Regions from separate parts of the Mus musculus genome. Here region 2 is linked to region 1. The links are chromatin loops, found by intact Hi-C in ENCODE. Cell type or tissue: left cerebral cortex. All regions are shown on one strand. Links, peaks and the distances in the headings refer to the core of each region. The heading gives the core; the rest is flanking DNA. Region 1 holds the start of Gm40216 (a long non-coding RNA gene). Region 2 overlaps Dab1 (disabled 1).

The links. Peaks named below come from ENCODE experiments on the same cell type or tissue, not always from the same donor. Only the 100,000 strongest peaks of a DNase experiment are listed, where the experiment ranks them.
Region 2: a loop joins it to region 1, with 2.6 times the contacts of the local background. A loop is called at or near these places in 18 of 42 quality-filtered maps.

The regions. Positions count from the first base shown.
Region 1 is chr4:104,879,374-104,895,921 of GRCm38, forward strand. Gm40216 (a long non-coding RNA gene) reads right to left here and starts at 10,710. Exons shown (of 3, transcript XR_867966.2): 1 at 10,605-10,710; 2 at 9,339-9,478; 3 at 7,834-8,416. It also overlaps a transcript of Fyb2 not described here. In left cerebral cortex, for the core only: no CTCF peak of the experiment used is centred there; a DNase peak (open chromatin) is centred at 9,700.
Region 2 is chr4:104,512,222-104,528,769 of GRCm38, forward strand. The region is part of intron 5 of Dab1 (disabled 1); the gene reads left to right. Among named protein-coding and RNA genes, the nearest start is that of C8b, 250 kb to the right of the region's middle. In left cerebral cortex, for the core only: no CTCF peak of the experiment used is centred there; DNase peaks (open chromatin) are centred at 10,295, 11,052 and 11,756.

The DNA.
Region 1 (16,548 bases), core at 7,513-12,512:
CAAAGGAGCCAATATAAAACAAGTACAAATGAAATGAAAAGATAGATTTTTTTTTTTGGACTGTATATGGTGGCAAAGTCCTATAAACCCAGCGCTGAAAAAGCTGAGGCAGGAAGATTAAACTTCCAAAGCAAACCTTGGATATACAAAGAGACCATACCTCAAAGAAGGGAACTGAAAGAGGTCAATGGAATCTTGCATTATCTCTATGAGAGAGTGTGTGTGGAACACTGGGGTGGTGATGCCATCTGCTCCAGCCAAAATTATTTAAGATAAATGGGAAGAAAAGAAAAAACAAACAAACAAACAAACAACCAAACAAAACCCCCAGAAAAACCTGTTAGGTTTGCATATTCGAATTTCACCTTAATTATAGCAACATGCTGTCAGTGATCACCGTAAACTGCTATGCAGAAGCAACAGTAAGATGGTAATTCATTTTGAAAATATATTGCCGCCTGTCTTGTAGAAACACTCTTCACTATAGAAATCAGCCTATGAGTTATGGCCTCAGAACAGAGCATACGTGCCCCGTGCTGGCTCATGTACTACCATGACCATGACATCTGGGCTTGCACTTTCTAGGGTTTCAGAAGTTCTCCATAATTCCCATGCTGGACCTGCAGTTTGCACAGTCACACAGGAGATCTGACTCTTGATGCGAACTTGATATTCTACCCGGGGTAGAGAGAAAGTAGCGTTAGGTCAGAAAGTGCCACTAAGCAGTTACTACCTCCTCAACTCAGCTTTGTCATTCATAAAATAGATAAAATACGGCTTTCCCAATAGCATAAAACTCTTTTCACAACTGGGCACCTTGAACAGCAGTAACACCTCCTCTTCTCTCTCTGAGAGATTTTCTTCAAGTACTAAGGACAGGGAAGAGGGCAGAAAGCGCAGGTCTGATGAAGAACCCATCAGAGGAAGATAGAATGTGAGAAGTCCACACTTAGACACCTTGGACTGAGTGTGAGTCTCTCTGGAGGGCAGATGCTACCAGCAAGAGCTAAACTAATGATTCCAAATACAAGAAGGCCAGAGAGACCTGGTTGTATTCCCATCTCTGCCTGGGTTCCAATAGCACCACAAGGGTTTAAAACAGGGGAAAACTCAGAATGACAACTTCACGTTGGATGTGGCAATCTCCCGGTTGCCACAGCAAATATGCATTTTTGCAGAAGCACACAGCTTTATGTGGCGGTTCACTGGCTGCTGGTTTGGGCTCTGTGTCTGTGTCTGTGTCTGTGTCTGTGTCTGTGTCTGTGTCTGTGTCTGTGTCTGTGTCTGTGTCTGTGTCTGTGTCTGTGTCTGTGTCTGTCTGTGTCTGTGTCTGTCTGTGTCTGTGTCTGTGTCTGTGTCTGTGTCTGTGTCTGTGTCTGTGTCTGTGTCTGTGTCTGTGTCTGTCTGTGTCTGTGTCTGTCTGTGTCTGTGTCTGTGTCTGTGTCTGTGTCTGTGTCTGTGTCTGTGTCTGTGTCTGTGTCTGTCTGTGTCTGTGTCTGTGTCTGTGTCTGTGTCTGTGTCTGTGTCTGTGTCTGTGTCTGTCTGTGTCTGTGTCTGTCTGTGTCTGTGTCTGTGTCTGTGTCTGTCTGTGTCTGTCTGTGTCTGTGTCTGTGTCTGTGTCTGTCTGTGTCTGTGTCTGTGTCTGTCTGTGACTGTGTCTGTCTGTGTCTGTGTCTCTCTCTCTGTCTCTCTGTCTCGCTCTGTGTGTCTCTCTGTGTCTCTGTCTTTCTCTGTCTCTGTCTCTGTCTCTCTCTCTCTCTCTCTCTCTGTGTGTGTGTGTGTGTGTGTGTGTGTGTGTGTGTGTGTGTGTGTGTGTTTATACCACAATACTCTAATTTCTCAGTACAAAAGCCCAAAAGACACCCAACACAGTATCTGGCACAGTCTGCAGACAGTGAATGAACATATCCCGCCCACTGCCTTCCCTACTTCCTCTCCTACCCTTTGTGAGATCCTGTGTCTATTATATCTGTTTTCCTCCTGATTGCCTCATCAGTGCCTGGCTGTAGCCAAAGACATTAGTGGTAGGTTTTCTACTGGAAATGAAGTGGGGCTGGGTGAAGTAATTGGTCTCAATCAAAGGCTGTACCCTGGATGGGCTAATTCATGCCGACCTCTCTCTACCTCCAAGTGAGCTCTGTATTTGCATTTAAGGATGTGGGATGAGGAGTCAATGTCTGGCTCATTACAGTAGAAATTAAAGACCTATTCTCCAGGAAGGGATTCAGCATTCTAAGTGGCTCTAGCCAAATCTGGGTGGTCCTTTGGGAAATCCTCATTGGAAATGAGCAGCAATGAAAAGCAAAGTCAGTTCAGCAGCCGAGCAAATCCTCTGTCCCTTGGTCAGCTGCTGTCCCTTGGTCAGCTCTCTCCTGCACAATGTCTCCACTCAGGCTGATGCAAGTGGCCTCTCCCTTGTTTGCTCAGAGCCTGGCCACACTTCCTCACTAAAAGACCACCAGGGTGGTGGTTTGTCATGTATCCTGCTTGTGGTATCTGTGTCCTCCTGGGAGGTAGAGCTGTTCCTGACCCAGGATGTGACACTCGATGACCAAATCAAGACCAACTTCATCTGCCTCTGGTGCCAGCATGGTGTGTGCAGGGAAATTAAAATCTATACAGACTGGAAATGAGTGATCTGTATGAAGTCACCAAAGACAGGCAATTGTAAACAATGTCCATAGCTCCCTGCCTTCTGTTCCCTCCCACTATGACTCCCCTGCTACCTGTTGACCCCGTGTGGCATGGAATGTGGAGGTGTGGGACATGTGTGCCCACACACAGGTAAATATGTACATTTATGCACATGCACAGCACACATATTTTACATGTGCAAAATCATAACTCCCGGACCAATAGTGACACATGGACTGATCAGGGTATGAAGCCTTCAATTATTGAGTCATGTTCAGTGATGGACTGCTTGTGGCAATTAGTCAGCTACTGCCTGGTCTCCAGCCAGGGATAGAGTTAAACCCTGGTGGGCACCAGAGATGAAAAACACACCTCCTGCCTATCACAAGGTACCCATGGCTAGAATTGGGAATGAGGACCAAGCGTTGGGTATCTGTGGTCAGAGACACATGTGTAAGTGGGCTTTAGAGGAAACACTGGGAGAGAACTAAGAAATTTTATTTGATATAGCTTTGTTCTTTAGACAAAGAAAGAAGGTAGAACATTCTAGGCTTATCTCTACACTCTCCTTGTCTAAATTTTCTGAATTCTATAATCTTGATCTAGAAAATCCCTTTCAGAACTGTTGAAGTGGCAGAGGGGCTATCTCTATCTAAAATCACAGTACACACACACACACACACAGACACACACACACACACACACACACACACCTAAGCTTTTCAAGTCTCTCTGAATACTTTTACTCAGTGTTTGTCTTCCCAGGAGACACTCTGGGCTATCAGTCTATAATTTGACTTTCTCCCCACTCATAAGCCAGGCTGTGTGGAGCGAGAGACAGAGTCAGATTAGCCCACTGCAAAAAAATTTGGTTAGTCCCCTTCCTGCCAGTCATGGTTCTAGTTGAGTAGATTTCAGCAGCTCCTTGGTGAGTGTTAGTGCCATCCACATACACAATGGCAAGAAGACCAATAATTTGCTGGACTCCCTTTTCTGGTGATGCTCTGGGTTTCACATCAGCAGCTTCTTTGTGAGATGCTGTGGGGCACTAGGGGAGAATACAGCAGGAAGGCAGTGCTCAGAACCTAGAAGGAGCTAAAGACAGCAGGTATATAGTACCACACTTGCAAAGCAAAGCATGCTATAGTACCACGCTGAGCGAAGCATGCTAGGCTATTAATTTTCTTTGTAACCTTGTGTAAGTCCCTCTTAGAGTCTTGGATATCTTGACTGCAAATGACACTAAGGACACCTGCTTCATAGGCCTGAATAACTGAGGCAATGTACAGGACAACCCTTGGAAAGACTCCGTGGGTGAAGGTCATGACTCAGCCTTCCAAAGCAAAGAATCAGGAAATCAGGACAGGCACAGAGGACTCAGTATAGGCAGATTCACATCTGCATCCTGGAGAATGAGAAAAGAGTTCAGATCAGATGGCCATTGCCCTAGTTAGTTTTAACTGTTAATTTGATACAGCCCGAGGAGGGAGTTGAGGGATTGCCCAGAGCAAACCGGCCTGTGGATGTGTCTATGGGGGATTGTCTTGATTGTTAATTGATGCATGAAGTCCCAGGCCACTGTGGGCAGCACCATTCCCTGGGCAGATAGTCTAGGGTTGTATAAGGACACTAGCTGACTGTTAACCTGAGTAAGCTAGAAAGCAGTATTTCTTCGTAGTTTCTGCTTCAAGTCCCTGCCCTGATTTCTGTCAACAATGGACTGTGATATGGACTGGTAAGCCAAATGAACCCTGTCTTTCCCAATGTTGCTTTTGGTCAGAATTTTATCTCAGCAACAGAATAATACTAGGCCACCTATGAAATGCTTTCTGATAAAAATTGTCATGAATTGGTTATAGATAGCCAGTGTACAAGGGCAGAAAGAAAGGCACAGAAATTATCAAGCACTGGTGGTCTTCCTGTAACCTTTGTGGTAGCTTTAGATGGGAATTCTTAAACCCAATCCAAATACAAAGAAACTGAGGTCCAAAACAGTAAAGAAGGAAGAGAGGATTTAAGACCAGGTTAGTTTGACTTCAAAGTCTACCTATGAATGGGCCCTGTTTGGAGCATTGCAAAAGTAGTGACATCAGATTCAGATGAAGAAGATACATAGTAAATTCTAAACCAAGAAATGATACATTTAGGGTTACTACTGATCTTGTTAATGCAGCATCAAAGAGGATGAACTTTGGCCATAAATTAGTAAGTATTATGTTTCTCCCCTGCAATGTCCCTGCACATAAAAAACACAGCCCAGGACAGAGCAGGTAGTGAATATCATAACTGTCAGAGGAGGGAATGAAAACTACAGGTTCACAACTGCAACGTGAGCTTTTCTCATTGATCACAAGTAATAACATTTCTCAAGAAGAACTGTCCAAGGAACTTGCACACGTTTGTTGGAACAACTATTTCTGTTCCACTGCCATGTAACAAACCACCCTACAATCCAGCGGCTGGGGATGCTGGGTTACCGTTTATAAAGATTTGACAAAGGCTGCTGACAGGCTTCATTTGGTAGAAAGCTCAACTGAGATTAAAACATCCAAGATGGCCCACCCCCACCTTCCCTGGTCTTTCTATATATGGCCTCTCTTCACTCAGGCTTCTAGTCAGGGCTTCTTAACTGCACAGCAGGTTACCCCCAAAGTGAATCATCACAGCCGCTAAGCCCAGGCTCAATGTGGGAAGGGACAATAGAAAGGCATGAGTATATTATTGCTGCAAAAGACGGCATAGCAATTAAGAGTACTGGCTGCTCTTCCAGAGGACAGGGGTTCCAGTCCCAGCACCCATATGGTGGCTCACAATTATCTGTAACTCCAGTTCCAGGGGACTCTGTACATGTGGTACAGAGACAGACAGGCAGACAAAAATACCTACACACGTGAGATAAAAAGAAGTAAATCATTACAAAGGCATGAATATCCAAAAGCTGTCTGTATTTGCCTTCACGAGTAACAGATGAGAATGATTTAGTGTGTTTAAGGCACTTACAAAGGTGCCTGGCACTTAGTGTGCTCTGCCTAAGTATTAGTAATAGCCAATTACCAATAGTAATTATAGCATGCTGTTAACAGCATTGTGAAATTTCTCACTGCAAATGCTTTTAATTTACTGACTACAGCCCTGACGCAGCCCCTCAAGCTCTGCATGCACTATATTATGTAAAATATGCAATTGTGTTCGAGGAACTGATTTAGCCAGGAAATACAAAGATGTGTCCCTTCTTTCTCTCTCTTCCCCTACTCACTTCTTTCTGTTGGATTACACTTAACCTGAGTCATCCTGGCTTCTTCCTAGAAGTGATATTCAAACCCAAGGGAGAATTACTTGTTTTTTATAAGAAATAGTGTGCTGGCACTCATTTAGAAAGGGACATATGACATAGGACCTAGCTCTAGCTGGTGAGAAGCAGAAGAGTTTTTCTGGTTAGTTTTTTAAAGATTTATGTATTTTAATTTTTATTTATATGAGTCCACTGTGGCTGTCTTCAGGCACACCAAAAGGGGACATCAGATCCCATTCATTACAGATGGTTGTAAGCCATCATGTGATTGCTGACAGTTGGACTCAGGACCTCTGGAAGAGCAGTCAGTGCTCTTAACCGCTGAGCTATCTCTCCAGCCCACTGGTGACTTCTTAAGACGATCCCTTTGATGAACCGGACAGACGAGGGGGGTAGGGGGGTCTGTGTTTCCTCTCGTGCTTCTGGACACTGTTGGGTGAGAGCCTGACATGAAGATATGCCCTCACATGCTCTTGCTCTTACATGGATAGTTCTCTAATCTCAGATAAGAAGAAATGGAGCAGTGTAGCCCAGCAAACCGGCACACGCTCAGCTTGAGTTGGTCATGTAAATCTGGATCGTACCAGCCAGCCCTTCAGCTGCGTTGGCTTGAATCTGGGCTGCCTAGTGGGTCGAAGGTTCAGTGGGAAATAATATGGTTCCGAGTTGGAGATAGTTTTCACAGCACTATTGTAGCCATAGCTACAGCATCCAGCATCCTGGGCCACTGACAAATGATAAGCTTCAGAATTTGAAATGGCCCCGACACCACCCATGTGTGATGAGAGACGCAGCCAGAAGGTCCTTGAAGGAAGTGCCACAGCACCTAGGAACTTAGGAAAATACAAAGACTGGGCTCTACTTCTCTCCTGATCTCCAGAGGCAGGAGTCCCAGTGAAGTAGCCATGCAAGCAAAAGTAGGTGGGGACCATGGAGTCCTATGGTGAGCCAATGAGTTAAAATATAAAATTGAGTCTTTCCCACTATTCAACAGGACCAAAGGGCCATAGCGTGACTAATCTAATATGGGAGAGCTGATTTAATGGCAGAACATAACTGTTTTTGGAGAGATGGAGCCACTTCTGGTTTGTAGCCCCAGTATGATAAATAAACCTGCAGCCCTTTGTATTTCTGAGTGCCTAAAAAAAATGCTGCAGCTGTCTTCAGTGTGGAGACTTCACTATGCTTTCTCACACGCACCCCTGACAGAAGCATCACCAGGAGAAGTGCAGGCCTCCACATGGCTCCCTCTTTCTTTAGACTCTACCCCTTTGCTTTGTGTCATTATTGTGGGTGTACCTGGTTCTTGCAACGGACAAGCTCCCAGCAATATCCGTATATATACTTTAAGCGCACGAGTCTCTGAGCTTACAGTAGCGTTCAAAGATGGTTAGTCGGGTGGAATCAGCAATATTGTTGCTGGAATTAAAATCGTTGCTTGCAGGAGCAGTAGCTGGGATTTTCAGAACACTTCCCACAGACCTAACTCTGTAGAGGTGTTCTATGTGCAGTTTGCCCGATCCTCACAACAGGCTGACGAGAGCCATGTGGTGCCCCTGCTCCCAGTGACTGTAAGCAACAGCTACCTGTCAGCATTTCTCTGTGCTCACTGGGGAGAGCATTCTGCAGCAGCTGGATGGCGATTGACCATTTCTCAGGTGAGAAAGCTGCATGACAGGAGATGTTCTCCCATCACAGAGCCAAGAACCAGCACCTGGATTTGAACTCCGCTCTCTCCACTACTGAACACGTCCATCCTGCCACAGACAGGAGCTACCCTCACCTCCAGGGCAGGGGTCCCCACCTTTCTGCTGCTGAGGCATGACTAGGGGGCAACCAGTGTTAACAAAAGACACAAAAATATGCATTATTTTCCCCCAAACTGTACAGTTCACAGATCTCTTTCATGTATTTTAGGTCTTGTATTCACTCCACAAAATAAACATCATTATGCTCAATTTATCATAAATGAGAGATGCCATTCATACCCAGTACTCTGCTGAACAATCTCAAATACAATGCTTCATTTCAACACCACAAGTCCTACAAAGTAAAAATCATTATTTTGTCCTAAGGAGAAGGGAACAGAGTCCTAAGTGACATTCCCACTGTCCCCTACACTCAAGGACAGAGATGAGGTTTGAATGAGAATCATGTCCTAAGGCAAAATTCCTACCCAGTCCATGGTCAGTGCTAGGCTCCTCTAAGGAAGTTTTGTCTAGCCTCCGTCCTGGATACTCCCAGACAAGCCAGCCTCCATCACTGTCCTCCTCTGAGTGTTTCTCCTGTCATAGGCCGTGCATGCAAATGACCTGTCTTTCTAGTTCACGGAACTGCTGATCCAGAAAGAGCTTTGTCTCAGACGCTGCACTCGGGGAGCCTCATTGGCAGCCTGGCCTGATTGACAGCGGGATCCTGCACCTTGAACCTGAGCCTTCCAGCGCTGGGATGAGGCTTTGTGGTTGCCGGGAATTGGTGAGCATGGCCGGCCTGGGGAAGAAAGGCAAAGGAATTGTGGTCACAGGGCAAAGCACCATGGTTCTCTTACAGCATGACTGCTGAATCCATTCATATTCCCTCCTGATATGCCCTCTCCCTCAATCTAGGAGGCTAAAGGCTTAGTAAGCTAGCTTCTTTCATCTCCTGTCTCTGGGAATTCTCAGTTGTCCTTCCCAGCCATGGTTGTTATATGGGAGCCATAGATTATCCCATATGGAAAGGTAGCTTTTGCGGACCATGTAGGTAGATCCCCAGAGGAGCCTCCAGCTAGTGCTGCCTAAAGCAGGGGTCAGACTATACTACTGAGCCTGACCAAACTGAAGCTTTATGAGCAAAATAAATGGTTGGTCTTGTCTTAAACCATGATGCTGTGGCTTGGTCAGCTCTACCATAGTAAATAATGAAAGGAGTGGCCACCCTAAAACCTGTGGAGCCTGTTCTGCACAGCAAGGTCATTGTACTGACAGTCCTCCCTAGACACATGGCAAGACCATTATACTGACAACAAGCCCTAGGTTTATATAACAATCTCTTGAACACAGGAAGAATCAGAGGCTCAGAAAGGATAGATTCTTCACGGGGCCAGTGGACTGGCCTAGATCCAAATTCAGTCTGGTTAGAAACATCACCTCCTAGCTCTTCTGTCTACACTAAAGGCAGTGTGGTAGACTCGGGCCTTTCCCAGCCCTCAGCTCCCCAGGAACCTGTGCCTAGCCGAAGCAATCACAGTGGCTCGTTTTCTTCTCAGTGATAGGTGTTTGGAAAGAAACGCATCTGATATAAATCCCAGAGCGATCCAAGCAGTGGGATGACACTGGCTGAGTCAGTTGGGTAACTCCCCCTCCCTCTCTGCCTCCATAGACTTCCCTGAGCCTCAGTTTCCGCATCTGTACATGGGGATAACAATACTTACTTCTTAGAGGCATTGTAGAGATCTGGGGAAGAATTGTTAGGAAAGTGACGATGTAGCGCACAGCCCAGAATAAGTGTTGAGTAAACTGGGTATCCTTTTCATGGTGGGTATAGCCTGAGAAATTTTCTTCACACAACCTCCTGATGACAACAGAAAGGGGAGAGAGAGAGAGAGAGAGAGAGAGAGAGAGAGAGAGAGAGAGCCCTGAGGGTCACAATGGAGCAGCTGCACCCCAATCCCCCAAAGATTCAGTCCCTTTGGCTTCCACTCTGCTGGCCCCTCCAGAGGAGAGCAGGCTCCAACAGCTGCTAAGCTTTGCTCACACATTCCCCCTTCACGACTGACTGAGCCCTGACACAGGAAAGAAACATTCCCTTGAATCATGTAAATCCCCACTCATCTCCAAATTGGGTGCCGGAGTGCCTCAGGGAAGTGATTTTACAACCTCACTGACTCCAGCCAAGGTAGGCTTCAATTGCTCTTGCAAGATAATTCAGCCCCAGCCCCAGCCTCAGCCTCAGCCTGGCAACAAAACTGAGCAGGGGCTCCCTCACTCAGCCAGAGATGCCCCCTTAGGCTGAAGGAGAACAGTGTCTTCTCCCAGCAAGCAAAAAAACAAAAAAACAAACAAACAAACAAACAAAAACAGGCTTAAGCAGGCTTCTACAACCTTCTCAGACAGTGCAGGTAAAACCTCACCTGAACAAAGGCGTTCGGACAAGCATGGGAGGGGTAAGAGGCAGTACACTGGACTAGAGGTCAAGGTTGCCTGGGATTCCCCTCACCCCTCCGGGATTTCAGAGGCAGGGTTATGCTATGATGGACTGAGCCATCCTCCTGCCTTCACGCAAGAAAACACTTTCCAGCCTGCTGTGCCCCTGGGGAGATGGTTATCTGTTCCTGTATGGCTGCCTATTTAAAAAATTTATTTTCAAATCTGGGCCTCGCAATAGATTATTCAGCCCACAGCCAACAGAGCTGCAAGAAGTACATAGCCCTGGCCTCTGCTCTGGCTAACACAGCCCTGTCTTTCTGAGAAGCCCTGGCTGCCCCCTCAAAGGTGGCTTGGGTTCCCGGGGTTGCCATGAAAGATGGCTTTTCTCTCAAATTGTTAGGAGCCCAAGTCCAAGTGCAAGTGTTAGCAAACAGGTCAGCAGCCCTCCAACAATTGTCATCCCTAAACTGTGTCAATTCATTGGCACTAGGACTTAATAACCCACGGCCCAATCAAGATTTCATGCCACAGATTCTCATGGCAGATCTTACTGTCCATGTTGCATGTTTGTAGAAAGCAGTCAGTCCTCAGGAGATTGGTCCAAGGGCATACATGGCTATGTGGAGGAGTTAGATCTTTGGTTCAGCCATCAGGAATTTTCGCTGAAGTCTCTAGGGAAGCCCTCCCCAGAGGAGTTCACTCGACAGGCTGCCAGCTGTATTCAGCTAGGTCCTGGACTCCTTTCATGGATCCTGAGTCAGGTGGTCCCCGCTTGTTACCGGGGGGGGGGGGGGTGCTGTGCTGTGCTGAGCCCCCCAGGGGGTGGGGGTGGGGTGGGCTTTCCTCTTTCCCAGCATTCTGCTCTGCTTTGGGATGAATAGTTTCACCAAATTCAAGCTCCTACTCCTTGGGCCCTTGCCATATTTCCCTTGCTGTCTGGGTCCTGGCATTAAGACTGGAGTAGAGGAGACCTTACAGAGAGCTGAGCCATGGGGAGATAGATGTCTAGGGAACACCAGTCAAGCAAAATAAGCATATGCTTCCAGTTATGCAACCATCTTTATGAAAAGAATAACACTGTGGGATTTTTCCCTTGTCCACTGTGACGTCCAAATGCATACCCCACCCACATAGGTCTGTTCCTTTACCAGAGGTAACTCTGTACTGTCCCTAAGCAATCACGAGTAGCAGGTCATACTTCTGTCCTGGAAGAGGCTAGGCAACCTTACCAAAGGCTATTGTCATGTAATAATATTATCATCATCATGGGCCAGTCCTACCCAAAGATGGGCAGCTAGTCATATCTATACCCCGAGGACCCAAGGAGAGCCCAGTTATCAGCTGCAGAAGGGGGGCTGGCTGTTCAGAAAATGGCTATTAGGTAGAATGGAGACCCTCAAAAATCTGGTGCTGTCTGCAAACAGAATCAGGACAGAGTGGAAAGCTGCGTGACTGGAGCTCTGAGAAGGACCAGAGGCGTCAGAGGAAGCTAATCGCTGGCAGAAAGAGAAGCAGAGAAATGCCAGTAATAAGCTTCTGGTGGGTTACGCCAACCATGCTGGGTGCAGATCCGGCAAGCATCTCACAGATCCGGCAAGCCTCGAAGCCGGTACCTCTGCAGTCCCTGCGTGCAGCTGCCTGGATGGATGGAGGTCTGGCTACACGTGATACTATTCTAGGATTCCCAGGAGCACCTTCTGTCCCTTATGCCAAGAGCATCTGCACCGTCACCCCCTCCAGTGTGCCTCTTCTTCCTGGTGTTATCCTACATAAGACCCTTCATTATAACAAAGAGAACTCTGCCAAAGCTCCAGGCTCCGTACAGGTGAATGTGCGCGAGGTAATTGGGCTAGTTGTATCTTACAGACTCTAAACTGAATCGATGCTGTGTTTTATCAAAGCATTGCGAAAGCGAGGGAACCTGTTTATGTCTTGCTGGTGATCAGTGGGAGAGGTTTTGGTACCAGGCAACTGTCTCAGCTTCACCTTTACCTCCAGTGTGTGCCTTTCCTGCTTATTGTTCCTAACTTACAAGGTTTCACATTTAACACAATGTTAATAACCTATAATCTCCTTTTCAAACAAGACAATAAATAAACATGTACAAAGAAGTAATAGAAAAGTTGGGTCTTGGTGGAAGATAATTCATCACAGAGTTCAAAAGGAGAATGGTTAAGAACAGAGCCCCCCAGAGGCCCTTGATCCTGTGAAGGTTCTATGCCCCAGTATAGGGGACTGCCAGGGCCAGGAAGCAGGAGTGGGTGGGTTGATGAGTTGGGGGCAGGGGGGACAGATAGGGGGTTTTCAGAGGGGAAACTAGGAAAGGGATAACATTTGAAATGTAAATAAAGAAAATATCTAATAAAAAAAATTCTTTAAAAATACAAGGAACAGAGCGTCCTAGGCAGGTGTGGACAGGGTGAGACAAACCAGTGAGATGAGGTCCAGGCCAGGAAGAACTGGCGCCGTTCCCACAGGAGGAGTTCCTGGCACAGCCCAAAGCCAAGGCATGAGGAAGTACAAGAAGGCAAAGACACGGGGACTGCCTATGACCCGCAGCACAATAGGGGGAGGCAGGAGAGATGCTGTGACCATCTTGCCTCACCTTGGGACCTCACACTAGAACTTCACAACTAGAACGTGCCAGCACCACCCTGGCCACGGTTCCCTGTAGCTCAGCCTTCCGGAGCACAGAGAAGGCCTAAGGAAGGCAGGAAGGCGGGGGAGGAAGTTGAGAACAAGCTGCTGAGGTGAATATGATGTCAGAGGATGGAACATGGTCACATAGCAATCACATGGACAACTAAGAGCCAGAAGAGTGGTGCGGTCAGCCCACTCTGTGACATGTGTGCTGCTCCTGCCTACTCAGTAAAACATGTGCTGCTCCTGTGTGGAACCTCATAGCAAACCTTGCGTGATGGCCTTCCTGTCCACCTAGCCCCCTTTCCTTCATTCTGGACCGCTGCCTTGACACCCTTGACCTCTGGACATTTGCAACATGTCTGCCAACCACGCCTAGCGCTTCTTACCTCCAAGTTCCTTTGATTCTAGCTTGTTTAGTCTATCTGGGCCTCTGTGACAGAATGCCACAGACTAGACGACTTACCGAAGAAAACCTTTCTTCCCCACCATTCTAGAGACCAAGCAATCAAGGCACAGGTAGGCATGGGTCTGAGCAGAAATCACTTTCTACGTCACAGCCAGCTGGCTTCTTGCTGTTGTCATGGGGGACAGGAGGTGGACATCAGTTGGATCCAGGATGGCTCTGACCTTATCAAAGGTCTCCTTCCAAACACAAGCACACTGAGGATTAGGCCCAATATAAGGATTCGAGGTGGACAGACATTGAGGTTGGTCTAGCGGCTCATCTTCCTCGGTCCATGTGGTCTGCTTCCCACAAGGCCAAGGGAAGTACCTCCTGCTAGTCCATGCGGCTGGGTGAGAGATCGCTGTAGGCTCTCGTTCCCACTGTCTTGACCTTTCTTCACCATTCATCTAAATTCTAACACCTCTAACAGCAGGCCTCCTTTAGAGCCAAGGGATTTAGGAGTTGAGCCTCATGCCCAGATGGGTCCACCGTCACCCACCCATTTAGGACTTCAAAGCAAAGTCTGAGTGCCTAAACCACAGACTCAGAATCTGTGAAAATACAGAGGTCCAACGTATTTGTAACTGTATTTAGGAAAATGCAAGTCCTTTTCCAGGAAGACAGTGGGTATTTGTTGACTACCTGTGATGGCCACACAAAAACATACACAGACACGGATACACACAGACACAGATACACACACAGACACACACACACACAGACACACACAGATATACACAAACACACACACACAGATACACACAGACACGGATACACACAGACACACACAGACACAGATACACACACACACAGAGAGACACACACACACACACAGACACAGATACACACACACACAGATATACACACACACACAGATACACACACACACACACACCACTTAGCTCATCTCATATTTATGCCCAATCTGTGAGAGAGCTGCTATGAGCAGCCTGAAGATCATTTGCCCAAAATCTCAGTTTCATTGCCGCAGAAAGGCAAGGTTCCAATTCTTTTTGCAGTGCTTCCCTTACTGCATGGCTTTGCAGCAGACCTTATGCCGGGGATTTCCTTGTAGAACTGTCCTCTTGTCCTTGATTCTGGGCCCCTAACTTGACCCCTAGGGTCCTGGGAGTCTGTTACATGTCTGCAATCCACCCTTCCCCCAGGCTTCATGCTTCAAATCTCTCTGTTCCTCAGAGGCTGCTTGCACCCTGTGTCCAGAAAATGCCACAGACGGTGTTTTGTCCACGGCGCCCTGTTACATCATTACCTCTACCTAGCAAGGGCACAGCTTGTCCAAGTGACTGGAGAGAGGACAGGGGAACTTTGAAGACAATGGTGCCTTACGTTATAGCAAGCACTCTCCTAAGCATCTGATTTGGGTTTTAAAGACACATTTACACAGGAGAACAGTCTTTTGGTTCGGTTGCCTCCAATTTTCTGTCATCTGAATCATAGCCAAGGAATAAATTGAATCTTTTTCTAACATAGAATATATTACTCTTGAAATAGTAGGAAATGTTGATAATTGCCTTTTATTGGACTCACAAATAATTTATAAGTTGGTCCGATTTAAAAAAAAAAAAAAGTATTATAGTCTTATTTCTTTGGTTTCTTCCTTGAGGCAAGTATCAGCCTCTAAAAATAGAACCCGTGTAGAGATGGGCCTAGCGCTCCCCCTGGTGGTCACTATTTAGGATTGCAGGCTCCATAAATGGACCTGAAGCTGTAGGCTACATTTGAATAATTCCTTTTCCCCTAAGTACACAGAAAGATTTGATTTATTCTTCCCAGCCATGTCTGCATTACAGAGTACTTCTCCTTAGAAAGTCTATCTGCTTTGAGCGTAAGTAAATGATCTATTCCTCATATACATTATCAGGCTGAACGTCTCGGAGGTAGTAAGAGCTTTCCTGGTTCTATCAAATGTCAGGAAAGCTGGGAGTTTCTTCTTTGCTTTAGAAAATACGGAGGAGTGAAATGCAAGCTGGCTGTCAGAGAATCACAGGGACAAGATATTGAAGGGATGACTCGTGACTGTGTGCGCGGAGAGAGTGCAGTGGAGAGATGGACGGGAGTCTCAGAACCGTGGGTCAGAGGCAGGATCCTGGGACGCCCTCCACTGCAATAGCAGATACACACACTGCCTTTCTCTGGAGAGACTGTGATGCCCTGCCTTCCTTGCAGGTAACTAGAGACCCAAGTAGCAGTTCCAGACAGTGGGCTGAAAAGCTAGCTGCGGCACTTCCTGGCCTAACCCTCAAGCACCTGGTGACGGCTCCCACTGTCTCTGTGTTCACACAAATGCCAACGGAATATTCCAAGATATCACAGGAGCAAAGTGGAGTCATCTCTTGTTTGAAAAGTATTTCTTTTCATTTTTTGAGATTATGTTACAATTGATATCATTCTCTCCACATCTTCGTCCCTCCAAACCCTCCCCTATACCCTTCCTTGCTCTCTTTCAAATTCACAGTATCTTTTTTTTATTAATTATCATCTTCTACAAGCAGACACAAATATACATACATATACACGTTTATATATTTATATGAATGTACATATACATATACATAAATGCATAAATGCAGTCTGTAAATGCTTCTTGTATATATGTTTTCAGGGCTGGCCATTTGGAATTGCATGACCAATCCATGTGTTCTTCCCTGGGGAAGACAGTTTCTTCCTCTCTCAGCACTGCTTAGTTGCCTCTGGTTCTTCCTTTCAGGCTGAGGCCTCTCTCTTCCTCCTGTCCACTTTGCCATGCCTACTGTTGTCCTTTCTCAGCTCGTGCTTAGGCAACTGTGTTGCTGAGACTTCGTGGCTGTGGTTTCTGATATTCCTGGAAGACACAATATCACAGCAAACTCCCTATCCCCCTGGCTCTTCTAGTCTTTTGGTTCCCTCTTCCTCAGTGATCTCTGAGCCTTGGGTGTGGGAGTTATGTCATAGATGTATTCATTGGGACTAGGTCCCACAACAGTATGCTTTGATTGGTTGTGGTTTTCTGTAATGTTCTCTATTTATTGAAAGAGAAGTTTCCTTGATGAGAGATGAAAGCTACACTCATCTGTGAATAGAAGGACCAACATTATAACGTAGTTAAGAATTATGCTAGTTTAGTAAAATAGCAGTTAAAGGCTTTCCTCCAAGATCCATGACTTCACTAGCCCTGGGTAGTTGGTTAGGTTTTTAGTACTGTACACAATTTCCTTCTTGTTGAATACATCTTAAGTCCAATTAGAGTGTTCCTGGTGACCACCTAGTTACGCATTACCACTACCACACTCTTAGAGACAGCAAACCATGGTGGTGGTTGCTGTGGTTCATAAATGTCATAGCTGGGTAAGACTGTTGGTTTACTCCATCCTTAGAAGCTTGCATGGCAGCTTCCGGTGCCAGGAAAG
Region 2 (16,548 bases), core at 7,527-12,526, 370 kb before region 1:
CATGCGTTGCTTGGGTTTCACAGAAGAGTCTTCTGGATGCTATGTAAGTCCCTTACATAAAATGGCCCAGTGTGTACACAAAATCTACACATAATTTCTCCTGTGCTTCCCATAATCTCTGTCATACCTAATTCAATGCAAACACTCTGTAATTAGTCACTGTTCTGTGCTTTTAATACATGGTCTGTTTCTCTTCATGACAGTCACCACAGCCTTTGTGGCAAGTATTTTCAGCCCTCTGAATGTGTGGGCATGGGACCCGTGGACACAGAAGGCTGCGTGTCCAACACAGAGTTAGCATGATTTCTATCCTACTTTACTTTCTAATGCCACGATGAAACACCACAACCAAAAGCCACTTGAGAAAGAAAGGATGTAACTGGCTTACATCTCCCCATCATAGTCCATCATGGCGGGAAGTCGGGGCAGCAATTGGAGCAGGAGCGGAGGCAGGAACCGTGGGAAAAAGCTGCTTATTGTCTTACTCCCAGAGGCTTATCCCACTCCAGTAGTGGCACCGCCCATGTCGGGCTGGGTCCTCTCACATCAATCATTAACCAAGAAAATGACCGACAGGCAATCTGATGGGGACAATCCCTCAATTAAAGTTTCTCTTTTTCAGATGACCCTAGTTTGTATTGTGTTGTCAAAAATCTAACCAGGTATAGTAATATGTAGGTTTGACTCAACCTTCTAACTCTCTGAAATTATCAGGACGGAGGTCAGGTGGTATATTCTAGAGCAGCAGATTGTCATTTGACGGTTTGTGGAAGGAAAGGCATTTACTCATTGGTTTGTTTACTTATCCATCCATGAGGTATCTCTTGGCCATTTGTTAGGGATCAACAGTTCAAAAAGACTCTGGGTTTTTCTACTCTATATTGTGGACAAGTAAGTATTATATTCCAGAAAAAATGTGCATTTCCACATTTAGTGATCAAGGACTTGGCAGAGTACTTATAAGATGAGCAGAAAAATTCATGTGTGTATATAGAGAAAATTATTGCTAGAGCAAAATACTCTAAATATTAAACATGCATGCCTCTGATTTTGCAGATAAAGCATTTATTTTATTTTCACTCTTGCATTTATATTTTTCAAGTTTTCCATAATAAACATCCCTAGCTTAACAAAAACTAAAATAAGTAAATAAGGTGGTATTCGGTTATATAGTTGGTCAGGGTGTGTGACTGGAATATTTTTAGATGCTTAACCATGATACATGGTACATAGCAAAACAAACTTTGTGTAAAAAGATTGTCCATTTGAATTCTTGCCCTATCAATTTGAATTTCCCCACTTCTAAAAGCCAGCAGGTCTACTGTCTTGTGTGGTATATGCTTGTGTCTGGCAAGATCAGTGATTTCTGATGTGATTAAAGGGGCTCATGCAAGTGAAGAATTATTCTAAAAAATAGATGCTTTGGGTAATTGATTATCTTGTGTGTGTTGCCCTAATGATGCTGTCTGCAGGATGAAATATCTCTCCTCCATTTTCCAAAGCAGCAGTCTGTAACCCCAGGTGACACTAGGATTTCCTTACTAGCTTTAATTACTCAGTACAGAAGCTGCCGTGCCGAGCTTCGGCGGGCTTCACCCACAATGTGAATGCCCACTGATGAGCTAGCCCATCATTGCGCACTGGGGTAGTCATGGAATTTGGAAACCATTAGAAAGCTAGGCAATTTCATTATTCATTCACTTGAAATAATCCCGGGACTGCTTTCAGTGACATGGTTCCTTCGGCAAATAAAGATAAGCCAAATCCCTGGGCACTCCAAGAAGGGGCAGATTCTCTAAATTAATTCCAGGCTCAAATAATTCAGCAGTATTTGTAATATTCTGTGCATAAATTGCCAATTTGCTAGCGAGATCAGGAAATGATAAAGGCTTCTGCCCCCTCCCCCCCTCCTCATCTTAACAAGTGCCGAGGCAGCTATAAAATAAAAGAAATGTTTTATTCTTAATAAATGTCCTATCAGGTAGTGCACTGATTAAAGGTGTCCAAACATGGCATCCCTCCCCCTACAAAGCAATTATTTTTCATCAGAAAGACTAAACTATATGGGGAGCTGAGGATGGCTGCAATTGGGCTTTTCCACACAGGAAAGTTTATGTTAATAATAAATGTACTTGCAATGTGAAGTATTATGTTAATAATAAATGTACTCACAATATGAACAAGTCGGAGATGAAGGGTGATAATACCACAGGTGTCCTTTATTCATTGTAGCGAATGTTTTGTTTTGTTTGTGGGTTGTGAAAGACTGTTGGCTCTTTCCTGATGATAACCGACCCCAGGCACCCCTAAATCCACCCCTCATTTCTGGAATCTCTTTCCTCTTTCCCACTCCTACTGCCTTTTGGGCATCCTGATCCTGGCTGGGGCTGGGGTTGGGGCTGGGGGCGGGGCTGGGGCGGGGCTGGGGGCGGGACTGGGGGCGGGGTCTTTGGGAGGCCCGCTTCATAACGGAATGAAAAGGTTCCACTGTTCTGTTCCTGGGCGGTGGTGCTGAAGCTGGGCTACAGCGTGAGCCTTAGATCCCTCCAGTTATGCCCATTGAGTGAATGGAGATCCACAAAGCTGACAGTCCTCCAGCAGGTCTGCCCCTCTCTCCTCCCTGCAATCAGTACACAAGGCTGGGGACTCCTGCTCTGCTGCTGTCTCTATGAAGGGCCACTAGCAGAAACCGTCCATTAGGGGGAGCTCCACACCTCACAGCTCTTTCCTAGAAATCAGAGAAATCACCCTTCATATGGCCCCCAGCAGAAGGGTGGCGCTAAAGAGTGGATGCTGCCTTCCTGCTGAGTAGTTAATAGAGGGTAGATGCCCTTTTGTTTGAGTTGTTAGCTCTTCCTCCATTTCCCCTGATGATGCATCCTGTTCACTTGGGCAAGAGCTATCTGCAGTCACCTATGTGACCAGAGTCCTCCCTACTCCCATCCCATAATCCAATTGGGTACCCTCTCCACCCACCTCCTGGGGAACCTCCCCATCCCAGGACCCTCCCAGGGAATCTTCCTACCCCTTACAGCACCAACCCTTCATCCTCCAAGGAACTGTTTTTACCCCTCTACTCTCCCTGGGACCTGTCACATCCCACCATCTTCCCAGGTGGGATGTGACATTCCCAGAATGTTAAAGAGAGGCCACTCAGCTCCCTGAGCCTATGCCAGACCACCATTGTCCAGGTTGAATGCCTTCTTCTCGGTGACAGAAACATCTCTTATTTATTTTATATCCATCATTACTGTAAATCACATCACAAATGTGATATCATTCTTTGTCCAGCTAAAGACATGAGAACTCATAGTAGTACCCAGTGTTTATCTGATATATCCACGAGACTGTTTTTATTTTTAGCTACAAACCATACATTGAACCCATCTAAGATTGTGAAATTTACTTTTTAAAAATTTCCATGGAAATAAATATTTCTTAATGTATTTTTTTACTATATGTAAAATAGTCATACAGATCTTTGTTATCAATGGAATCAAATAAGGTAAGTGCCTGCACCTCTTCTCTGGTCCTTCAGGTTAAGCTATTATGAGTTCTTAATCCAGTACTTAGATTGCAAGGAAAGAAGGGTTTTACCTGAGCTGAAATGTTATCCACCTGGCTACAGAATCAACTTGGAAGACGTTGGCTGCGGGCCAGGTTTGCACTGGTAATTAATCAGTGCTGGATAGGAGCTTTTCAGTATGAAAAGGACAAATGAATGGATCCTGAGGTGGGTATCAGTGAGATTCCCCTATTATTAAATGTACTCTTAAGTTATAGAGAACTCGGCTTTGCAGTCTTTGGGCCCGTGGTTTTGAAGGAACTGTGGCTATGCTTTATCCTCAGGGCTTCGAGGGGCAGGCAGGCAGCTGGGGGGGGGGGAGGGGGAGGGGGCGTTGCTTTCATCACATCCCGGACTCTGCTCAACAGTTCAGGACTGGAGCTTCTACCACAGCCCTCACACAGGGATCTCTACTCCTCTTCAGGTCCCTTGGTCACACAGATGGTCCAGAGTTCTCTGTTGCTGAAATTGCTATTGACACATAGGGAAATCTCTTCCCCAGCTGGCTTTGCTGGAAGAAAAGTGTTTCAGAGACCAGCCAAGGAAAAGCAAAAATCATCTTTTCCATTTCAATGCATGGAGTGAAACCCTTTTTAATTAATTTTTTTTTCACTCTGTTTAAATGGATCTGATAAAAGTCTTGAAGTGAGAGAATCAAGGGCCAGAAGTTGCATGCCCTTGTCTGGTGATGTCTCGTTTTGTCTCCTCAAGAGTGTGTTTAAGCTTCTTACTGGCTGTCCTAGTGTACTTCAGGTGATTGGTTGTATAAAACGCTAAACCTTTAAATACTTCTTTACAAAATTATCCAGCTCCAGCAAGCTAGACAGTTTTAATAGGCTTGTCCTTAAAGGAGCCATGTGGGTATAAGAGGGAGCTGTGAACAACTCTACACGTCTCAGCGTTTCTGTGAGTTCTAAGGATACCCATGATGAACCACAGTGTCAAGGCAATAAAATGACTGAGTTTCCCCACATCCCTGCAAGCCACCAGACCTAAAACCATTCTTTTCCTTCTGGCAATAATGGCTTTCACTGGAAAAACAAAAGTCATAGACAGTTGAGTATTTAAACTAATATTCATCATGGCTTGTTAGGTGGGCTGGAAGGGCTATTTTGGTAATTAGATGCCTCACAGTCTTTATTGACAACATGTGTTTTTTTTTTCTATAAACTTAATTATTTTACCACACTGTTCTTCTAACAGGTTTATGCTGTACTGCCCTGTGTGCATGCATGGCCGTTATTGCATCCTGTACCAACTCTACGAATACACACACACACACACACACACACACACACACACACACACACCACTGCCATTACCGCCACCATCACAGAGCCTCTGATCTCTGATACAGCAAAAGCAACGTGAGCTTTGAATCTAGAAAGATGCACGTTTCAGTCCTGGACCTGGATGTTGTCACTAAAATCATGTTCTCTCAGCGATGCTTTTCCTCTCTCGTCTGTAAAACGGGGAATAGAAGGATCCCCTGTTGAAGCATGAATGTGGAAGCATTGTGGAGTAAAAAAAATGTATTATATGATACTAAACTAATGAATGAGTACTGTTGGGATGAACGGATCTTAGCTGGACTGGTGGACAAAAAGAAGCCCCAGGAAGCCGCAGGGGCTTCTACACTCTGGGAGAAAGAGGATCTTTCAAAGATGTTCTCAAGAGATCCTGCTCCAGGTAGACTTAACGAGAGTTCAGGCTTTTGTCCCAGGCAGTGGGGGAATCTCCAAGGACTTCTCCTAGTCTGTCCGTCTAGATCTCTATGTGATGGGGGCCGAAGACAAAAGTTCAGTACTGTCAGGGCCCTGTGCTTGTTTGTTCCATTGTTATAACTTTTTATAGGATGTTCCCTTAGGTTTTTATATCTTAATTCCTCAGTAGTTACTGCCTAATTACATATTCTAATTCTTCAGTAGTTATTGCCTGGTTACATTATAAGAATTGAAACATGGATGACCCCAAAGATGATATTATCAAACTTCACCTATCGGTGGATTGTGCCAGCTGGGGGAGGAGCTTTTGCCTTCATGCATAGTTCCACAAGCTACAAGGTGTGCATGGCTGCAAATATGATTCTTTCCTATGGCACCATCGGCCCAGCTTCAGATCTATTCCCCATCCTCCTGTGACCGTGTCAAAGCACTTTCATTTCTTTGGGCTTTGATTTCTCCCTCTTTGAGTTCAGTAGAGTAAAAATTTGTCAATGTGATTGTGTTCTGTCTTCCAAAACCACTTAAAAATATTTACTTTTATACTTTGATAACAATATGTATTGTATATTGAGCATCTTTCCTCTGTTCTTCTTACTCTTTCCTCTTTCCTCCCGTACAGTCTGCCTTGTTGCCTAGTCAGGCTTGTTTGTTCTTTCATGTCATGTGCATGCGTGAGAGTGTATGTGTGTGTGTGTGTGTGTATTGCATATACCTGTGTGTTCATGTGCACATGTGTGTACATGCTAGTGGAGGTCAGAAGTGAACATTGAATGTCTTTCTCAGTTGCTTTCCACCTTACATTTTGAGAGGCTGTCTCTGATTAGACCTCAGGCTCCTGGATTCAGGCTGGCTGGCCACTGAGCTCCGTTGTAGAGTTACAGGTAGACAGTGTCTAACTTGGATGTGGGTACTGATGCTCTCACTTAGGTCCTCATCCTCGTAAAGCAAGCATTTGTTGAGTATGAGCTGCCCTCTCTCAGCCCTCAGTGTGGCTCTATTTTGCAGATCTGTAAAAATTAGTGAGATTTTTATATGTTTATTGGACATCTTATTTATTCCTTTGAAGACCGTTTTATTTCATTAGCTCATTTTATTGAGCTAAAGTATCACCTTTTAATAGGTGACATAGATGAAAATATTACAAATTATAACAAATGTATGATAAAGAAAATTGCCAAAAATATCAGTTCAATGAAATAAATGTCTTTTTTTAAAAATCTCTTTATTTTATATATATATGATGAGTACACTGTAGCTCTCTCCAGACACACCAGAAGAGGGCGTTGGTTCTCATTACAGATGGTTGTGAGCCACCATGTGGTTGCTGGGATTTGAACTCAGTACCTCCGGAAGAGCAATCAGTGCTCTTAACCACGGAGCCATCTTTCCAGCCCCAGGGTAAATATTTTGATCGGAATAAGGGTTGATCAGAACAACATAATAAAAGAGGAACTATCAAGGTGGATGTTTTCATGGTTCAAGGGTGTTCTGGGGACAGAACTAGTTTGTATAAAAGCAGAAGCCATGTTGTGTGTTGGTCAAAAGTTGGAGGGCTGTGTAGAGAGCTTTCTGGGTGCAAGGGCTTGTCTCATTTACTGTTGTAGCTCTAGCTCCTTGAATAAGACCTGGGTGTGATGTGCAACAACCAAGTGGATGATGGGATGTTAAGATTCCATAAGTATATGTATATGTATATGTATATGTATATGTATATGTATATGTATATGTATATGTATATGTATATGTATATACACACACATGTATATATGTATATGTGTAAATTCTAGATGAAAATATGGCCACTGTGCTATTTTGAATGTTTTTCTTTTTTTCAACTCTATCATGCACTGCTTACTAGCACAAAGTACTTGGAAACCTTCAGTAGATATGTGACAACAGAATAATGCTTTCACACCTTAAGGATTGTGCAAAACTCTTACAGATGGTCTGGCTTAGCACTGCCCACACATGACCTTACCAGTCTATCTTGTCTGAGGGGCAGCAAACATTTGATGGGTTAATTCTGATAATTACCTGGGGAACCGGGACAGTGAAGCCAACACAGTTACTGCAAGAGGCTCCACCGGGACTTGTGAAAAGGAGGGAAGCTGTTAGGGAAAGATTCATTGGGGATTAAATAACATCCTATCTACTATAATGAGGGCCTGAGCAAATGCAGATACCTGTGGTTAAAGAAAATCACAGTCCCTACACAACGAGCACAATTGTGGGCGTAGGGGACCTTCCTGGTTCATTATTCTGAGGAATAGCATTATCAGGGAATTGCAAAGATTTGAGCTTCAAAATCAATATGTGCTGAGAATTACACGGCAGGAAAGCCAGGAACTGTAATACTTTGAACACTGTTTTTATAGTCAATTTTGAAAAAGTCCATGAATTCAAATTCAAGGACACATCTCCAGCACTCAGACTTGTTAGCTGATATAGGCATGGACTTGCTCATTTTTTCCCCTGGTAGAAGCATTAATGATTAGACAGTATTGGTTAAGCACTGTTCTAATTGTGTGGCGGATTCAGTGCTATGGATTGTGCCCTGAAGGCTCATGCAATTGTTTGAGTTAAGGTGATTGTAGTCACGCTTATCAAAAATGGATAATCATTCAAACAAAATTGGTGTTAATCTCTTGCTCATATAAGAGTACTCGGTAGGTAAACCAGTTGGTGGGCATCTCATTTGCAGGCAGCCATGCAAGAGCAAAAACTTACAGAGGTTCTGCTGTTTTCTGAAAGTACTTTGCAGGGTTACCTGGGGGCCGATCTTTACACCAGCCAACTGAAAGAGGCAAGAGGCACAGAAGAGCACCCACGGCTGGTCCTTGAGATCCCCAAAGTGCTGCTGCTTGTTCCCAGTTACAGGAAGTGGGCAGGAGCCAGTCACAAGGCTAGAAGCAAGAGATGGTAGGAAGCATAATCCTGCTGTATACCTTAAGGAAGAACTCCATCTTTCAGGCCTTGGGAAATACTCTATAGCCTCAACCTATAGACGATGTGAGGTTCAGAATCCATGGAGATACAAGAGGAAGGAATTCTCAGTAAGTCTGGGAGTAATAAATGAATGGCCCCTTGTTTAATAAAACATTCACGAAAATTAGAGTTGTCCTCCAAGTCACTTTATGAACTCCTTCCTGTACCCTCGCTCTAGAAAAGAAGAAATGGAGACGGGATTTTAGGTGATTTCCAGTTGGGTTTATGTGAAGGCACTAACAGGAGGGAAGGGGAAGGCCGGAGCTAGATGGATCCCCCGAGTCCGTCATTTGCAGCATGATTAACAGCGCTTGCCTGGGTCGTGAGTTTCGGTGCAGTGCGGCAGATGCCACTCTGGGTTGCGGTACTGCTGTTCTGTGCAGGTGCATTTGTTTTTATCTCTGGTGTTTTGTTTTGTTAAAGAATTCACAGTTGCTTTTCTTTATCCATTTGTAGTCATTCGTGTCCCACCTGCAGAGTTTAAATTGGTATTTCCCCCAAGGATCTGGACTCTAATTGCAGCTTATGTTTAAATTAAAATATATATATATATGTCCTGTATCTCCATCCTTTCCACTCCTCCTTTACCTTGCACCCTGCAACTCCTTCTGTACTCTTCCTCTCTCCACTCTGACCTGTGCCCAGAGATCATTACTTCCTATTCTTTGTTCATTTAGGCATTTTGGGAAAGTGTGTGATACAAATATTTATCTGGTGATGCTCAGGACACAGGACAGAAATGTATCACTCAATAACTGACTTGTTGTGATCTAGTCTTTTCTTCCTTCATTACTCCATTTCCTTGTTCTTTTGCTCATCAAGTATGAGCAGTGTCTCACTTGAGTCGCCTAGCACAGCATCCAGCGTTTAGACTATAGGAACCAAAACACAGCGCGTCTCCTTTTACCAGTTAACTGTTCAGTCAGGCATGGGACCATAAGGCAAAGATAGGATTTTAGAAAAGGCATGGGACAGAAGATGTAATTGAACCTTGAAATGGGTGTGTCAAAGTCTTCCTGAGTACAGCCCAATGCAATGGGTGAGATCAGAAAGAAAATAAAGAGGTTTTGATGAAAAGTCCTTCCATGCAGAAGAAGCAGAAGGCTGGATAGCACTAGGAAAGGGAAAGTAGAATATGAAGGCATCCTGTGTTCAGGACTGACCATCATGACAGCGAAACTGCCAAGTTTAAGGTACTTGTAAGAAATAGCAGGAAGTGCCCTTCCAGGATGCCTGTAGAATAAATAACTCATACCCCTGTGTCGTTACTGGATGTATCCCTGCCTGTGGTGTGGAAGAAGCGTCTCCTTTCCCCTGCTTATATGACCTGGAAGTGGCCTTCCTCAGAAAACCAAGTGAGGGAGGAAGTCAGCAGGGACCGAGGCTCCCAAGCGCTAAAAGTTGTCTGGTGCTGTGTGTGCATAAACTTGACAGAAGGAAGGGAGCCCCACAGGTTCGACTTGATAGATCCATGGTGAACAGAAAGCAGGGGTGACTAGGTCTCCTCTTGCCTTTATGGTATGCACAGGACAGGGGACATGGATGGGTTGAAGACAGACAGATGCAGAGATAGAAGAGAGAGGGAGAACCCAGTTTTTTTGTTTGTTTGTTTTGTTTTTTTGAGGGAGGGCTGCTAAATGCTTGGTATCCAATTAGCTCAGTTAGGACAAGAAATAAGAAGGGGAGCTAGAGATCAGAGAGTATTAGAAAAAAATAAGCTCTGAGACAGAGAGAGAAAGGGAGAGGGGAGAGGGAGGGAGGCAGGCGCCATTAGCAACTAAACCCCAGAGCTAGTTTTCAAGAACATCTCAGCTGGTTTTTTCTTTTCCACAGTGTTTTCAGTGGCCACTCATAACTGTACCACATAAGTCCTTAAGGGTGATTAAAATAAAAATAGTAATAATAGAAGGCTTATGTGAGTATTGATCCACCATGGATGGCCAATCACACCGTTTCTGTTTATCTGGGTGAGCAAGCCGTGCTCACGGGCGAGATGACTCATACCTACCTGGTGTGAATCAGTCAGGAGGAGCTCAGAGCGTCCACTTTGGGCCCCTCCAGCTGCTGGCAGCAAGCCATTTCAAGCCAATTCAAAAGTGCTCATCGAGCGTCTCCCAAGTACAGGAATTATGCCTCGAGAATCACAATGATCAAAGGGGACTGCTCTAAAATTGCCCTCCTCAAAATTTTTCCAGTTGGTTTATTGTGTTTAGGATGGCAGCTCTGGGGAATGACAAGTGGGGACTTTCTGAACACCGTCCTGTTTAAAGGTTTGGAATGCCTAGGGAAAAAGGCTCCTTTATAAACAGAAAAGATGGTTTAGAAGTTGCCTTAACAACCAAAAACAGTGAATAGATTGTCTTTAACACTCACTAGCAAGTATCAAGGTTCAAAATACATGATTTTAAAAACATGTTTAAAGCACTGGATATCGCAGCTCACACCTGTATGTTTCACACGTGAGAGACTGAGGCAGGGAAATTGCCATTAGTAGTTCAAGAACGGCCGCTACATAGTGAATTCCATGTCAGTGTGGTGTACAGAGTGAGACCCTATCACAAATGTAAACTAAATTAAAACGGGTGGAGGGGGGGCTGTTAAATGATTGAAGGAGAGGGAAGTGATGATCCCAACTGTAGGAACATCTATGAACTGTGCAGCCACCAGAAAGAAGTTATTCAGAGCAACCTACAGTGATCTGAGTGCTACTGCTGTGTGTGTGTGTGTATTCATTCCTGGTTTCTGCCTTTTTCGTTTGAGCAACAAACTACAGAAGTCAGAAAGAGGAATCTGCTCCGCAATAGCACATGCTCTGAGCAGCATTTTTGGCAGTGAGGGTTCTCCTGATGTTAGTCTCTTCCAGTCAGCACCATCAAAGGAAGGAGCCCTGAAGGTGCATCTCCCTCCCCCTGCAAAGTCTCTTTGTTTCTTTTTCTTTTTCTTTTTCTTTTTTTTTTTTTTTTTTTTTTTTTTGCCCAGGAAAAGACCTTTGTGACCCCTCAGCTCACAGTTAGAAGATTAAAGGTGAAGAAATGCACCTGAAAATGCTTTTGTCGCCAAGATGCCCTGAATCCCTGCCAGGGAGAAGCGGCAGCGATACTTTTAACTCTTAGAAAGGGATTGGAGCGTGGTGAAGGTTGCTTGTTCCCCTAGGTCCTTCGAACTGGCTTATAGACTATGCCTTCCGCTGAGCAGTATGGGTTTCAGCCATAAGCTGACATATAAACCTTTTTCCATGTAACTCTTTTTCTTATATATGACCAAGGAAAAGAAAGCTCCCTCAAACCTAAAGCCACGTGGTCGTTAGAGCTTAATCAGACTCCGGAAAGGCTCTAAGACTTACTGTAACATGGGGACATTCAAGAATAGGAGACATTGATTGTGACCAAAGTTGTTAATATATAGTTCTGTAGATAGATCCATGGGCAGCCTGGGTTCTCCTTCAGCTGGATCACAGCGGGAGGAGAATCATATGGTATAACAGATGGTGTCGGGAGCAGAAGGCATATGCTTGGGGCATTTGAAATCCCGTGTGCTAGAGAAACTCCGTGGCTTCTCTTAGAGGGCAGAATCCAGTTAAGAGCTGAAGAATAAGGAAAACAGGGACTTTGTTCTTGGACTGGACCTGCCAACATCAGCCTGAGAAGTGTTCACAGGTCTCATTCTTATCCCACATGAAGAACATTGTACACTTGCTAACCAAACAGGAATTATAGTCATGCACACAGAGGAACACTCTCTCAATTACTCCCAGGCTGTGAACACTGTCTTCTAAGCTCAACAGAGAGTGAGGCGATGACCCTATGACCAGTGACGGTATCTACTTGCTAGTGAGGTTGATTTCTCTTGTCTTCTGATCTACTTGGTAAGGTTTAGTCCCTCTACACAAGAACCTGGAAGCTCTCAGCAAGTCCGAGTGTTTGTGACAGAGGGAAGAGGCAGACTGGTCCTAACAGAGGAGAGACCACGGGCTTATCAGTTTATTTCTTAAGTCTCTTCTTTTCTTTTTCCCTGTTACACTACATGTTTACGTGTCTCCCTTTTCAGTGTTGGTGCAGTAGAGATTATAACCGCTGACAATAACAACTGGGTTAATGAGAACTACACAAAAAGCTGGTCAGTTCAATAATTCAGCATTTTTTTTTTAAATATCTGATCTGGACCAGGTGCTTGGCTAAATGTGGGGCATCTGTGATGAACATGGCAATCTCTGAGTGATTTCTGCTCCAGATCTTAGTTGTCTTCCTTAGGATTCCCACTGTGCTGGTGGAAACATGTATGTATGGTATAGACTCATTCAAATGTACCTGTGCTCCGTATTTTAAATAGCTAGGTATAGGTGGCTAGAATAACCATCACTGGCAACTAGAAGAAGGAGAGAGATCTGCATTTATCATGGTGTGTGTGTGTGTGTGTGTGTGTGTGTGTGTGTGTATGTGGCGGGGGGGGGGGGGTCCTCTTCGGAACAAGAGGAAATCCCAGAGGGCAGGATGATATAATGAACCAGGCATTGATAGTAAAAGCGCTCCTTGTAGTTTAATCACCCAAGCCCACTCTGCAATAGTAAGCTCGGTTTAATGACTAAAATTTTAATTTCCGTGATGGTACTAGGTCCATCCTTCATTTTCAAAGCCCTGCCTTCTCAGTTCATGGAAGTCTGTGTCCGGCTTCTTATCTCTCTTTTTTTTTTTCTAAGCCACAGAAAATCGTAAGCCATAGTATTGGAGACAGTGCTGTGTAGTGGAAGTAAGAGCTGCATGCAGGGAGTCTGGGAGCCTCTCATTACCTGGGACATGCGTCAAATGAGCACTTGCTAAAACACAGTGATCCCTATCCATGATAATGTGGGTGCCTTAGGACCAGCTCCAGCCCTGTACTTTCAAACAAGCCCAGTGTGCCTTGGTGAATGATGAATCTGTATATGTATATATCAAATCATTACTTAAAGCTCTGTTTTTTTTATTTACCTTTTTAAAAAGTTTTACATTTTTAAAAAAGCTTTCTTCATTGATATTATAACACTTTTTCCCTCCCCTTTCCTCCCTGCAAAGTCTCCCATACACTCCTCTCAGCGTTCCTTCAAAACTGTGCCCTCTTTTTTCACTAATGGTGATTATTACACACACACACACACACACACACACACACATGCATACACGTTCACTTGCCTTTTTAAATTTAGTGTTTTCTTCATTTTCTCTATGTGTTTTTCATGTTGAATTACTCCCATCAAATTCTCAACTCCTTTGGGAAATGCTTTTTCATGCATGCATTTGTCTTTTCTCCTGCCCCGGGGCTGTCGTCTGGGAACTAGGGCATCTAGAAATGCTCAGCAAAAATTTAAAATATAATATTTATATTAATTCTGCGAAGTTGTCATATATGCATACAATGCATTTTGAGCAGAACCCCCATGCTTCTCTGCCTGTCTCTTCCCCCATCCCACTTGCAGCTTTATGTCTTCTGTTTTATCATAACCTAGCAACCCTGGCTTGTGATGCTTATATACTGATGGTTGTGGAGCCATCCATTTGAGTGTGGTTGACCGACCAGGGACCACACCCTTAAGGAAAATGAACTGTCTCCTAGAAGTCATCTGTCACAGTTTGTATATGCTCAGCCCAGATAGTGTCACTATTGGAATGTGTGGCATTGTTGGAGTAGGTGTGTCACTGTAAGTGTGAGCTTTAAGACCCTCATCCTAGCTGCCTGGGAGCCGATATTCTGCTAGCAGCCTTCAGATGAAGATGTAGAATTCTTAGCTCCTCCTGTACCATGCCTGCCTGGATGCTGCCATGTTCCTGCCTTGATGGTAATGGACTGAACCTTTGATCCTGTAAGCCAGCCCCAATTAAATGTTATTCTTATGAGAGTTGCCTTGGTCATGGTGTCTGTTGACTGCAGTAAAACCCTAACTTAGACACCAACCATTGTCAGTATCTCCTCAGGTAGGGATTCATGAACCCCATCCCTCCATGAAATATTTATTTTCATTTAGGTGTATGTGTGTGTGCGCACAGTCAGCTACTGTTAAGATATTGTGTAAGTATTTGTTGTCAGTATGTCTGAAGGCGTTCCTTCAAAGCCTAGTGAGCTCTGAGAGGTGTGGCACACTGCAGACAAGTGAAGCCTGAGTGTGCGCACTGGTCTGACTTGAATAATAAGGATCAACTGGCGAGGCAACTTTTAAGGCTATGTTGCTTTTTCTTCTATGCAATCTCAGCAAAAGGACCAGGCGCACCAGGGGCTCCATAAAATCCCCTTGTTTGTATTGATGGGTTAATTAATTAGTTAGATGACAAATGCCCTGTAGATAGTAAAGGTCTTTGAGAGTCATAAGGCAGAGAATTTGTGAAGTGCTTTGATTTGTTTTTCTTCTGGCAACCTTATTAAACAAGCTGGGTTCTTTCAGGATGAGGTCATCTTTTAAGGCAACACAAAGAAAGAGGAGTCTATTAGGTGACACAACAGACACAGAATAGGCAAACAGGCCTTATATCAGTGACTGGTCCAACTGAAGCACAGCATGAAGTGTGAAATCCAGGGCTGGAGGATGCAGGGTAGATCATACCGCATTGTCCCTGTCAGGTGACCTCAGTTATTTAGCATACTTGTGATCTTTGACTGTGTGCTAAGTCATCAGTCTAGAGCAGTGGTTGTCAAAATGTGAGAAGTGACCCTTTTGGAGGGCTTGCCTAAGACCATAAGAAAGCAAAGGTGTTTACATTATTATTCATAACAGTAGAAAAATTACAGTTATGAAATAGCAACAAAAATAATTTTATGGTTTGGGGGGATCACGACACTATGAGGAACTGTTTTAAAGGGTCACAGCATTAGGAAGGTTAAGAAGTACTGGTCTAGATTCTGTAGATATTCAGGGAACAAAATACACATCTTGTTTGCCTTCACAGTGCTCACAATCAAGATGGGAGTTAATAGAGAATAGCAAAGCCAAGTGATAACAAGATCTCAGTATAGTACGGGGCAGAACTTTTGAGAAGATGGGTAATGTGCAAAGGATGACTCCTGAGAATGGGCAAACCCTTTAGATGAGTAGAGCATCCCTATGGACACTTGAAGTGCAGCAGGGGGCCTGGTACATGAAGATAAGGGTGGCTGGTACTGATGGAAGTGGGGGATGAGGGGGGGCATGAGTTTCGAGGGCCTGGATTTTAGTGAAATGCATCATTTCCAAAACACAGTGGGCTACAAAGAAACTTTCCTGTACTATTAATATTTGTAGGTAAAGAAGAATGTTATTCAGCCATAAAAAAGGTAGTTTATACTCTCCTTCTCAATCCAAGGCCTGAACCCCAGGAACACTTGTGAATATTGTACACGAGTGCATAGTTAGGTTTCTCTTTACTCTGACTGATGGTCAAACTACTGTGGTACTGGCTGGAACCTAGTCTGAGGTCCCTTTAGGATACAAGAAAGAAGGGTGGCTAGAGAGGACGGTGATGCTCAGATCACACAGGGAGTTCACTCTTGACCTCACTCATCAGGTCCCTGGTTCACCAAGAGCAGCAGTGTGAACCTGTTTCAGAATGAGCAGGTACTGAAATCTAGTAGTAGAGATGTGGTCTTCCTTTGTCGACCAGACATGAGGCTTGAGGACCACAGAGTTCTCTTCTCTCCTGTGCTGCTTTCTAGCCTGCTCTGGTGCCAGCAGAACAGATTGTTAAAGAAAATCAGAAATAGACACCCAGTATTTGTAATTCAGGGGTTCCAGGGCAAGACATAGAATATGCATTTGAACGCCTTTATAGGCAGTGATGCTGTTGTCATGGGCCCAGGAATTATAGCACTGTGCTTAGTTCTGGCCTTGACATATTGGTTTAGGATCATGTCTCTTCTTTCCCAAACTTTTGCTTCTATCTTCTGTAGAACCAAGCTGAACTCCTCCACCTGGCAGCAAGCCACCCCTTGCTCTGTGAAGGCTAGATGTTTTATATCCTACGTCCAGATCTAATCTGCTATTTATGCTCTAAGAAGAATCCATCTTGGCATTGGTTTAGATTGCTGTATAATATATAAATTTTAGGTTTATTTGGTGTTTGAGACAAAATGCTCCCAGGTGACTTTGTATCTTAGAGAAGCTCTTCTTTTCTCATGGAATTTTTATCTTATGTAAAATGGGAAAACTGGTTTGAAACCTGAAGTCTTTTGGGATCGAGGCTCTGAGCGCATAACTTTGTATTTCCTAAATCACAAAGTGCTGCTATGTGCTGGCTGGTTTATTGTGTTTTCCTTAAAGGGCTCTTGTTTTTC